Linked DNA regions of Homo sapiens: region 2 is linked to region 1. Evidence: read pairs that join two places in POLR2A ChIA-PET (ENCODE). Cell type or tissue: OCI-LY7. All regions are shown on one strand. Each heading gives the region's core, and the rest is flanking DNA. Links, peaks and the distances in the headings are about the cores only.

Region 1 (5,603 bases), core at 237-5,236:
TGGCCCTCAGTGTGGTAATTTACTAATCTTGGTTAACAGAAACCATTAGCCTTGAGATTCAACAATGAGTACCTTGGAAGGAGACAGCAAGCCACTTCCATCTCTGACCTCTATCTCTCAGTTATTTTATTTTTTTTTTGGAGTCTCGCTTTGCCACCCAGGCTATAGTACAATGGCATGACCTTGGCTCACTGCAACCTCTGCCTCCTGGGTTCGAGGATTCTCCTGACTCAGCCTCCCGAATAGCTGGGATTACAGGCGCCCACTACTACACCCAGCTAATGTTTGGATTTTTAGTGGAGATGGGGTTTCACCATGTTGGCCAGGCTGGTCTTGAACTCCTGACCTCAGGTGATCCGCCTGCCTTGGCCTCCCAAAGTGCTGGGATTACAGGTGTGAGCCACCGCGCCCGGCCTTCTCTCACAATTTTTTTTTTAAACTTATGCTGGGATAAGTATAATATATAGATTCACTGCAGTGGGTCATTTTGTAATGCAGTGCTTTTTCTTTCTGGCAAATAAACAATATCCAGAAGCATATCCTGAAAGGGAGTTTATGCATAATATTGCGATGTCATCCCACCATCTGTCACATTTTAACTGCTCTTACAGATGGTACCATATCAACTGAAAAATGTTTTCTAGATACTTTACTTCAGTCATGGCTCTCAAAAAACAGTATTATCAGATTTACAATTTAGACTTTTCTGCTCAAGAATTATTAGGGTGGTTCTTGCTTCTTGACTGGCAGCTATACTCATTTCCTTTTTTAACCCTTTAAAGAGAATCATGTTTCTGTTTTTCTTTAGAGACAGGATCTCATTCTATTGCCCAGGTTGGAGTGCAGTGGGGCAATCACAGCTCAGTGTGGCCTCAAACTCCTGGGCTCAGGTGATGCTCCTGCCTTAGCCTCCTGTTAGCTGGGACTACAAGTGTGCGCCACCACAACTGGCTAATTTTTTTTTTTTCATAGAGATGGGGTCTCGCTATGTTGCCCAGGCTGGTCTCGAACTCCTGGCCTCAAGGGATCCTCCCACCTGGCCCTCACAAAGCACTGGGAATTATAGGTGTGAGCCACTGTGCATGTCTGAAAATCATGTTTGATAAAGTAAAGAACAATAGCATATATTTCTGAGACAGGCCAAGAACTGTATAATCCCACTAGATTAATGATGTGGTCAACATCAGGAGAAAAGTCTTACCCAATTCGTCCTTACAGAGTGCTTTGGTCCTGGTCTAACCTCAGAACAGACATTTCACAGATTTGATCTGGCCTTGGACAATTGTGAAACTTACCAGGAGACTGTAAAAACTTTTTTAGAATCCCTTAAGAATAGGACAGATATTATTTGAGATTTAAAAAAAAAAAACACATAAAAGAGGTTGATAGGATGCCTTTTAAACTTCACAATTCATTGAAAAGACACTGGGATTATCATTTATAGCATGATTTACTGAATCAAATTTGGTCCTGGATAACTTGTAATATGATTCTAGGTCTACCCAAGTTGTCCTAAATCTTCAAATCAGTAACAAAACCAACCCAAGACTAAGGATTACCTTGAGCTTAGCTAGACTCACGCCCCTGGGCTGCTGTTTTCTTTCTTTTTTAAATTTATTTAAAAGACAGGGTCTCACTATGCTGCCCAGGCTGGCCTCGAACTTCTGGGCTCAAGCAATCCTCCCACCTCTACCTCCTCCGTAGCTGGGTGATATGGTTTGGCTGTGTCCCCACCCAAACCTCATCTTGAATTGTAGTTCCTATACTCCCCACTTATCATGAGAGGGACCCGGTGAAAGGTCATTGAATCATGGGTCAGTTACCCCCATGCTGCTGTTCTCGGGATAGTGGGTGAGTTCTCACAAGATCTGATGGTTTTACAAGGGGCTTTCCCCTCTTTTGCTTGGCACTTCTCCTTGCTGCTGTCACGTGAAGGACATGTTTGCTTCCCCCTCCGCTGTGATTGTAAGTTTCCTGAGAACCTCCCCTGCCATGCTGAACTGTGAGTCAATTAAACCTCTTTCCTTTATAAATTTCCCAGACTGGGGTATGTCTTTATTAGCAGCGTGAGAACGGACTAATACACTGGGACTACTGGCACAGGCTACCATGCCTGGCTTCCTGCCTTCTTAACTAGTATCTCGAACTTCAGGTGAGAATAAACTCAAATACCGCTCTTAAAGATTAACAACAGTGATGGACAGGAGCAGGTAAGTCAGCTGTTAAACAGAGAGCCAGTGGTTAAACGCAGCCAGCATTAAAGATGAAGTTATGTAAAGGATGATGAACTGTATATTAAAAACAAAGACGCCAAATACTGAAGAGTGATAACTCCCTAAGTACTTCACTACATTTTACCGTTCCCTGTGCTGTTGAGTTTTATTATCTACCTCATCTTTATGGTGGAGGTACTACATAATGGTGTGCTGCCGAGCATCTCTTCCCCTTCTCTACTGGCATTGCACTGGTAACCTCAAATCGGCTATGCTGGCAGTACTTACACCACGCAAGTAGGCAAACACTATAAGTCAGCTTCCCTCTTCCAGACAGCCAGCTATTAAACTTAGCAGCACACTGCTGGCTAAAGATGCTACAGCCTCTGGTTAGCTCATGTATAGACCCCCATCTCACTCACTCTCGTGCTAGCCCTATAGAGAACTAAATTCTTAAAAGTTAACTAAATATTAAACAGCATCTTTTAGAGATCATTAGAAATGGTTTCTTTTTTGAACACACATACTTCCTTTCTAAACAAGTATCTTTTATAATAATGGCAATTGGGCCTGAGAAGTTTTGGAATTCCCACGATTAGTTTTAGAAAAATTGGTTATTTTTATTTTTTGTCCTCTGTCTCTTACATCAAATACTTTCTCTTGTCAGAAGAGCTGTTGCCTAAGGCAACATAAACTGGCCTCATGAACAAAGATAGGCCAATTTGCTCCCCACCAACCTCCAGGAAGTGATTAAGTAGGCCCAGAGCAACTCCATGCAATACAAAGGCCAGATTCACTAACAAATGGTTTGGATGCCATTTGGGTCATTTCAGACATATGGAGTATTTCACTCGAGTTACTTAAAAGAATATCAAAATTGGACAATGTAAAAAAAATAAGCCTGTGTGTAAAGGGCATTACATACGTTTTGATTTTATTTCTTTAGATGTGGAGTGCCTGCAAATTATCTAAATAGCCAAGCTGAACTATAAAAAGATATATACGTGGGATATGTCATTTTTAACCTACTCTTTTTTAGATAGCTGAAAAAAACCCTAAAATTCTATATAGCTGGTGATGTGTGCTATACAAAGACAACTACAGTCATCCACTGTTTAACAACAGTGTCAAGAACAGACTACATACATCATGGTGGTCCTATGAGATTATAATGGAACTGAAAAATTCCTACCACTTAGTGACATCGTAGCTGCGGCAATGTCTTAGTGCAACACATGACTCGTGTTTGTGGTGATGATGGTGTAAACAAACCTACTGCACTGCCAGCTGAATAAAAGTGTGGCAATACAAGTATGTATAGTACGTAATACTTGACAATGATAATGACGATGTTACTGGTTTATGTATTTTCCATGTTTTTAGAGTGTACTCCTTTTACTTATTAAAAGAAGTTCGGCCGAGTGCAGGGCTCATGCCTGTAATCCTCGCACTTTGGGAGGCCAAGGTGGGCGGATCATCTGAGGTCAGGAGTTCGAGACCAGCCTGACCAACATGGAGAAACCCCATCTCTACTAAAAATACAAAATTAGCTGAGCATGGTGGTGCATGCCTGTAATCCCAGCTACTCAGGAGGCTGAGACAGAAGAATCGTTTGAACCCAGGGGTCGGAGGTTGCAGTGAGCTGAGATCGTGCCATTGCACTCCAGCCTGGGCGACAGAGCGAAACTCCGTCTCAAGGAAAACAAAAACAAAACAAAACAAAACAAAAAGCTCACTGTAAAACAGCCCCAGGCAGGTCCTTCGGGAGGTTTTCCAGAAGAAATTCTCTTCATAGGAGATGGCAGCTCCATGCATGTTGTTGCTCCTGAAGACCTTCCTGTGGGACAGATTGTGGAGGTGGAAACAGTGATATTGGTGATCCTGAACCTGTGTAGGCCTACGCTAATGTGTGTGTTTGCCTTGGTTTTTAACAAAAAGTTTTTAATTTTTTTTTTTTTTTTTAGTCAGGGTTTCACTCTGTCATTCATGCTGGAGTCAGTGGCATGATCTCACTCAATGCAACTTCTGACTTCCAGGATCAAGCGATCCTCCCACCTCAGCCTCCCGAGTAGCTGGGACTACAGGTACGTACCACCACATCCAGCTAATTTTTATATTTTTTTGTATAGGCAGGGTTTCATCATGTTTCCCAGGCTGGTCTCGAATTCCTGGGCTCAAGAGATCCGCCTGCCTCGGCCTCCCAAAGTGTTGGGATTACAAGTGTAAGCCACCACACACAGATAATTTTTTTTTTTTTTTGAGACGGAGTTTCGCTCTTGTTGCTGACTGGAGTGCAGTGGTGTGATCTCGGCCCACGCAACCTCTGCATCCCAGGTTCAAGCGATTCTCCTGCCTCAGCCTTCCCAAGTAGCTGGAATTATAGGCCCCCACCACCATGCCTGACTAATTTTTTCTTTTTTTTTAGTAGAGATGGAGTTTCACCAGGTTGGCCAGGCTGGTTTCGAATCCCTGACCTCAGGTGATCCACCTGCCTTGGCCTCCCAAAGTGCTGAGATTACAGGCGTGAGCCACCACACCTGGCCTCAAAAATTTTAAAATTTATTATTTTTAATATTTAATTTTTTTAATAAAAATATTTTTGTACAGCTGTACGTTTTAAATTAAATGTTTTACAAGAGTCAAAACATTTAAAAAATTTAAATTTATAAAGTAAAAAATTGTAGTAAGCTAAGGTTATTACAGGAAAAAAGTTTTATAAATTTAGTGTAGCCCAAGTGTACAGTGTTTACAAAGTCTAGAGTAGTATGTAGTCATGTCCTAGGCCTTCACATTCACCCACCACTCACTCACTCAGAGAAACTGTTTTTTTTTTTTTTTTTTGAGATGGAGTCTCACTCTGTCGCCCAGGCTGGAGTGCAGTTGCGCAATCTAGGCTCACTGCAACCTCTGCCTCCCGGGTTCAAGCAATTCTCCTGTCTCATCCTCCTTAGTGGCTGGGACTGTCGGCGCTTACCAACACGGCTGGCTAATTTTTGTATTTTCTTTTTTAGCAGACAGGGTTTCACCATGTTGGCCAGGATGGTCTTGATCTCTTGACCTTGTGATCCGCCCTTCTCGGCCTCCCAAAGTGCTGGGATTACAGGCATGAGCCACGACACCTGGCCACTCAGAGCAACTTCTTGTCCTGCAAGCTCCATTTATGGTAAGTGCCCTTGACAGGTGTGCTACTTTTATCTTTTATACTGTATTTTTTTTTTTTTTTTGAGACAGAGTCTCGCTCTATTGCCCAGGATGGAGTGCAGTGGTGCAATCTCAGCTCACTGCAACCTCTGCCTCCTGGGTTCAAGCAATTCTCGTGCCTCAGCTTACCTGAGTAGCTGGGACTACAGGTGCGCACCACCACACCTTGCTAACTTTTTTTATTTTTAG
Region 2 (5,603 bases), core at 141-5,140, 130 kb before region 1:
AAACTTAAGATAATTTAAGATTACGGTTAGTAGAACTTCATATCAAATGTACAGATTTTTTAAGCATTCAGACAGAAATAGAGATGGATTTAATTTGTAATAGCCTTCATTTCTGGGTGAATTTGGATGACATGGCTATTTTCATAAACCCTAAATCAGGAAATGATATACAAGTAAAGTTGGCCTGGGGGACTGTGGCCTCTGACTTTGTTAAGACTTCTTATAACAAGGCAAGGACAGTGTCGCATAGCTGGTGAGGCTACAACCATCACAAGCCTGCATAAGAATAACAATCATACACAATCTCACATGGCAGGTCACATTTCAGTTATTAATCATCACTATGATTTCATTTTCCTTCATAGTCAAAAGGCACAAATCAATATAGCAGAAAAACATATCAAAACATATTTTTAAAAACATGTAAAAGAAAACCATAATAAAGATACATGACATATAAACATACTTAAAAACATAAAATACAAAATACACATATGAGTATGAAAAACCATCAACTTCCATATGACATTTTAAAAGCTCTATTAATCTAAAGAGGTTTAACTGAAGAAGCTCCTAAAGGTAATACGAACAACTGTTTTCAAAGACTGGAACAAGCTTTCCAAAATAGAATCTTTTTGGCTGAAGATGGTGGCTCATGCTTGTAATTCCAGCACTTTGAGAGGCCAAGGCAGGCAGATCACTTGAGCCCAGGAGTTTGAGAGCAGCCTGGGCAACACAGTGAGACCCTATCTCTACTAAAAAATTTTAAAAATTAGCCAGGCATGGTGGCATGCGCCTGTAATCCCAGCTACTCTGGAGGCTGAGGCAGGAGGATTGCTTGAGCCCAGGAGTTTGAGCTTGCAGTAAGCTATGATAGCATCACTGCACTCCAGACTGGGCGACAGAGCAAGACCATTTTTGAGACCTGACTCAAAAATAAATAAGTAAATAGAATCTTTCCATTTTCTCCTCCCACCGAGCAGCCATCAACCAAGCTGGTTCAAAGGCTGGTCCAGGAATGGAAATTTGACTTTTAAACCTGCTGGCCAACAGGCTTTGTGACCTTTCAGCAACTCCCTCTCCAAGGCCCCATTTTTCTTGAAGGTACAAACAATGCAGAGACCCGAGAACCCTTCCAAAGTCCTTGTCTCACAGGAAGAATCTAGTTGCAATCTTTTCTTCCTCCCTCCACTTTCTGCCTTTACCTAAGCTTCTCTTTCTCTATCCTCTCTCCATTATAGTCTGTTTGTACCTCCTTTATTCTATCTCCAGCACCAGCTGTATTAATAATAAAGTGATGCCGCCGGACGCAGTGGCTCACGCCTGTAATCCCAGCACTTTGGGAGGCTGAGGCGGACAGATCACAAGGTCAGGAGATCAAGGCTATCCTGGCTAACACAGTGAAACCCCGTCTCTACTAAAAATACAAAAATTAGCTGGGCGTGGTGGCGGGCGCCTGTAGTCCCAGCTACTCAGGAGGCTGAGGCAGGAGAATAGCATGAACCCGGGACGCAGAGCTTGCAGTGAGCCAAGATCGTGCCACTGCACTCCATCCAGCCTTGGCGACAGAGCGAGACTCCGTCTCAAAAAAATAAAAAGAAATTAAAAAAAAATAAAGTAATGCCTTGGGCTCCATCTGCCTAATTCTTGTCAATCTCTTCACTTGTTTTGAACACGGTCGGAGAAGAGGTATGCTATTTACTCAAACCCTAAAAGGCCAGCACTAATCCTACAACTGGCTTGCAGAGAAGTTGCCTCCGGAAACGACGTGAAGAACCACAGGTGGTAACGAAGGTGAAGAGGTGCCCACAGCAGGTCCACCACAGGGACCCTACTCCAGACGGAGCTGGCCAGGCTCAGTATTTCAGAAGAAGAAAAAAAAAAACAGGCAACTTCATGTACCAAAAATAATTTTGAGAAAAGTCAGGCTACTGCATAGCATAAAGCAATTAATGACAGTCTTCTTCCTGTCTTGTGCACTGAAAAGTGAATTTGCCATCAGATTTTACACAACCTCCACATGAACAGATGAGGTTTGGAGGATTTAAGTAATTCACCCAAGGTCACATAGCTACTAAAAGGCAGAGCCCAAATTCCAATCCAGATCTGTGGAAGTGGGAAACATGAGCCCTGTGTCAAGTTCAGGCACTGTACGACCTATCCAAGGAACCGATGCAGTCTGGCCTGCTGATGACGGCTTGGGAAGCAGAGCACTCGAGGCCTATGGCCATCACCTTCCAGCCCTGAGAGTATCAGTCACTTAACCTCTCTCAAGTCCTAACCTTATTCTCTGTAAAATGGAAACGATCTACCCCATAGTTATCATGAGAATAAAATGAAATAATAGGATGAGATAAAATGATGTGCCAGATATGAAGCAAAGGCTTCATTAAGGTCAATAAATATTCGCTCATATTACTAAGAGGATGACCCTCATCTAATAAGAAAAGCAAAGAGAACAGATGGAGAAGCTGATTGAGCTTAAAGTCAATATCGACCTCTGGAATTAAAAGCCCCAAACGGGATGGTAATAATTAGCTCTGAATATTATAGAATAAATGAAATATAAACTTTGGCTGTCTCATATTCTGATAGAGGTTTTTAAATTCCACAATTAGAAAGTTTTACATACCCAATAAAAATCAGACATTTAGGGCCAAACCTAGAGTAATATGGCAGAAATAGCCAGAGTGTCTCTAACTTCAAAGAAAACTCTATTTTGATCCCAAATAGAGAAATAAAACCATGCCAATTTTTTTTTCTCTAAGAGTCATAAAATAAGTTATTTTTCTCATTGGCTGATTTCAGCTTAATTGACTTTACAGCTTGAAAAATACTACATTAAGTTATAAGGAGTTTTAACGTCAGTATATAAATTTAAAAGCGCTTGCAGGTAAAACTATTTCAGACATAGGTAATGATCTGGAGAGTACTTACACATGCATATGTTTCAAATATTTGTTTGTTTGTTTTTTTGAGACAGAGTTTCACTCTTGTTGCCCACGTTGGAGCGCAATAGCATGAACTCGGCTCACTGCAACCTCCACCTCCCGGGTTCAAGCGATTCCCCTGCCTCAGCCCCACGAGTAGCTGGGTTTACAGGCATGCGCCATTAGGTCTGGCTAATTTTGTATTTTTAACAGAGATGGGGTTTCTCCATGTTGGTCAGGCTGGTCTCAAACTCCTGACCTCAGGTGATCTGCCCGCCTCGGCCTCCCAGAGTGCTGGGATTACAGGCATGAGCCACTGCGCCTGGCTCAAATATTTGTTAAAAAACTGGGGGAGTGTGGGAGAGAACAAACTGCTAAAATTTAGTCAGCTACAGACATGAACAATTATCCTCAAATATCAGTGCCAAGAAATTATATCCTGTTTGAAATGCCAAAGTTCGCTTCAAAGAAATAACTTAAATCTCAAGAACTATAGCAATAAAAGATAAAATTTCCTCCTTTTCCCCCCTTTCTTGCGAAAGTCAGCATTTCACATTTCACCCTTCTCATATTTCACCCTTAATAATAATGATTCATGTATGTCAAAGACCACCTGGCCTCTTTTACTCTTAGGAGTCCCCACAACCTGGCATCAAATAATTACATGCATCTTGTAGAAATCAATGATAAATTTATGCCACATATTTCTAATTTTCACCCCTTCTCCATCTGTAAGATAATTGTAAAAAAAAAAAAAAAGCTCCTAGTTAAAAGAGAAAAATGGACCGGGTGCAGTGGCTCACACCTGTAATCCCCGCACTTTAAGAGGACAAGGTGGGAGGATTGCTCAAGCCTAGGAGTTCGAGACCAGCCTGGGCAATACGGTGAGACCTCATCTCTATTACTATATATATAACATATATATTATCCGAGCTCAGTGGCACACGCTGGTAGTCCCAACTACTGAGGAGGCTGAGGTGGAAGATCCCTTGAGCCCAGGAGTTCAAAGCTGCAGGGAGCAATGACCGCACCACTGCACTCCAGCCTGGGCAACACATAAAAGGGGCCATTTTGCTTCTATAACAGGAGAAAGGCACGAGGATAAGAAATAAAGGCAAGAGCCATCTGCAGTGTCTGAGCTCTTGTTGATACAGATCCTGTTCCACACACTCTTAGTCCTTATTTTGAAGACCTTCTGCAAAGAGCTGAGCTTTCTCAGCAGCAGGACCTGTAGACAAGGATTTCCACATGTCTTATTTTGAAAAAACATTGATCTTTGCCTAAGATTTTACCTGGCCTTTTTTCTTTTATCTTTTAAAAGAAAAAAATCTTTTTAAAAACTTTGGCCACATTTTTTTCTACAGACATACAACAAAGAAACAGTTTGGGCCTGGCACGGTGGCTCATGCCTGTAATCCCAGCACTTTGGGAGGCCGAGGTGGGTGGATCATGAGGTCAGGAGATCGAGACCATCTTGACTAACACGGTGAAACCCCATCTCTATTAAAAATACAAAAAATTAGTCAGGCATGGTGGCGGGCGCCTGTAGTCCCAGCTACTCAGGAGGCTGAGGCAGGAGAATGGCGTGAACCCGGGAGGCGGAGCTTTCAGTGAGTCGGGATCGCGCCACTGCACTCCAGCCTGGGCGACAGAGCGAGACTCCATCTCAAAAAAAAAAAAAAAGTTTGAAAAAGTGGCTGATACAAGAGAAATTTCACTGGAAATGAGAAGGTGCTGGGTCAGGTCCTAGTGTGACGTGAACGCCAATGTGACACAGGGATTCAGTTTCTTCTTCAACAAAATGAGCAAGCTGCATTGGATGACTCCAAGATCCTTCAAAAGCATGTAGATGCCCAGATTTCTTATGCCTAGGAAAATTAAATCTGTCTGCTGATATCAGACACACTTTAAAAAATGAGTCCAGTAACTTAGACATGGAAATGAGTTGGCTGTAACCAACTGTTCCAGCTGTTCACAAATGTTATCCAACCAAAACACGTCATTTCAAAGACAAAGCTTCATCTCCCCAGAGTGAGAGGCAGGGCCAGAGACTGCTGACCCCACCTCAAAGCTCTTGGCAATTTAATAAGGCTCAGCTGCACGGAGGCAGGTGGTCAGCTCCAGGAAGATGCTCCCCTCAGGCTTACCACCCAGGAGGCTGGACTGCCTCATATGCCCACGATCAAAACCCAGAGATCAGGAGAGTCCAAAAACAGAAGAGCGAAAACCCACCGGAGAAACTCAGCAAAGCCTTTGGAGAATGGGGCTATCTGAGTGGGCCTCAATGAGCAGCTACCACGGAGGGACACTGAACAAAGGCTGCTTCCAGTAAGGCCAATGGCAGGAGTGAAGATAGCATGGACCACCTTGGAGAACTGAGCACAGAAAGTGCACTCACAAGCTGGCCTGCTGGCTCCAGGGGTGGAGTGAGGAGAGTGAGGCAGGGAAGCCAGTGTGAGGGGTAAGGGAAGAGGGCCAGCCCAAGGCAGAGGGCAGCCTGGGCCCCATAGCAGCTACCCAGGAAGGCTTTGCTGGCCCATGAGGAGGATAGCGAGGGAAACTCAGCAGACACTTCCCCAGGTGACGTGCTGTGGATGTGTGCTGGCCTTATTCCTAAGGGTTTACTCAGCTCTTGGAGAACACCACAGTGTTTCAGAAGAGGGCCTGTCCTTT

What was found. Peaks named below come from ENCODE experiments on the same cell type or tissue, not always from the same donor. Only the 100,000 strongest peaks of a DNase experiment are listed, where the experiment ranks them.
Region 2: POLR2A ChIA-PET joins it to region 1 with 6 read pairs; 4 of 35 experiments call an interaction of 5 or more read pairs at or near these places.

The regions. Positions count from the first base shown.
Region 1 is chr4:153,416,156-153,421,758 of GRCh38, reverse strand. No RefSeq gene overlaps it. Among named protein-coding and RNA genes, the nearest start is that of TMEM131L, 47 kb to the left of the region's middle. In OCI-LY7, for the core only: no CTCF peak of the experiment used is centred there; DNase peaks (open chromatin) are centred at 1,888, 2,488 and 2,948; H3K4me3 peaks cover 1,642 bases; H3K27ac peaks cover 2,745 bases.
Region 2 is chr4:153,544,301-153,549,903 of GRCh38, reverse strand. All of the region lies in intron 3 of TMEM131L (transmembrane 131 like), which reads right to left. Among named protein-coding and RNA genes, the nearest start is that of TMEM131L, 81 kb to the right of the region's middle. In OCI-LY7, for the core only: no CTCF peak of the experiment used is centred there; no DNase peak of the experiment used is centred there; H3K27ac peaks cover 563 bases.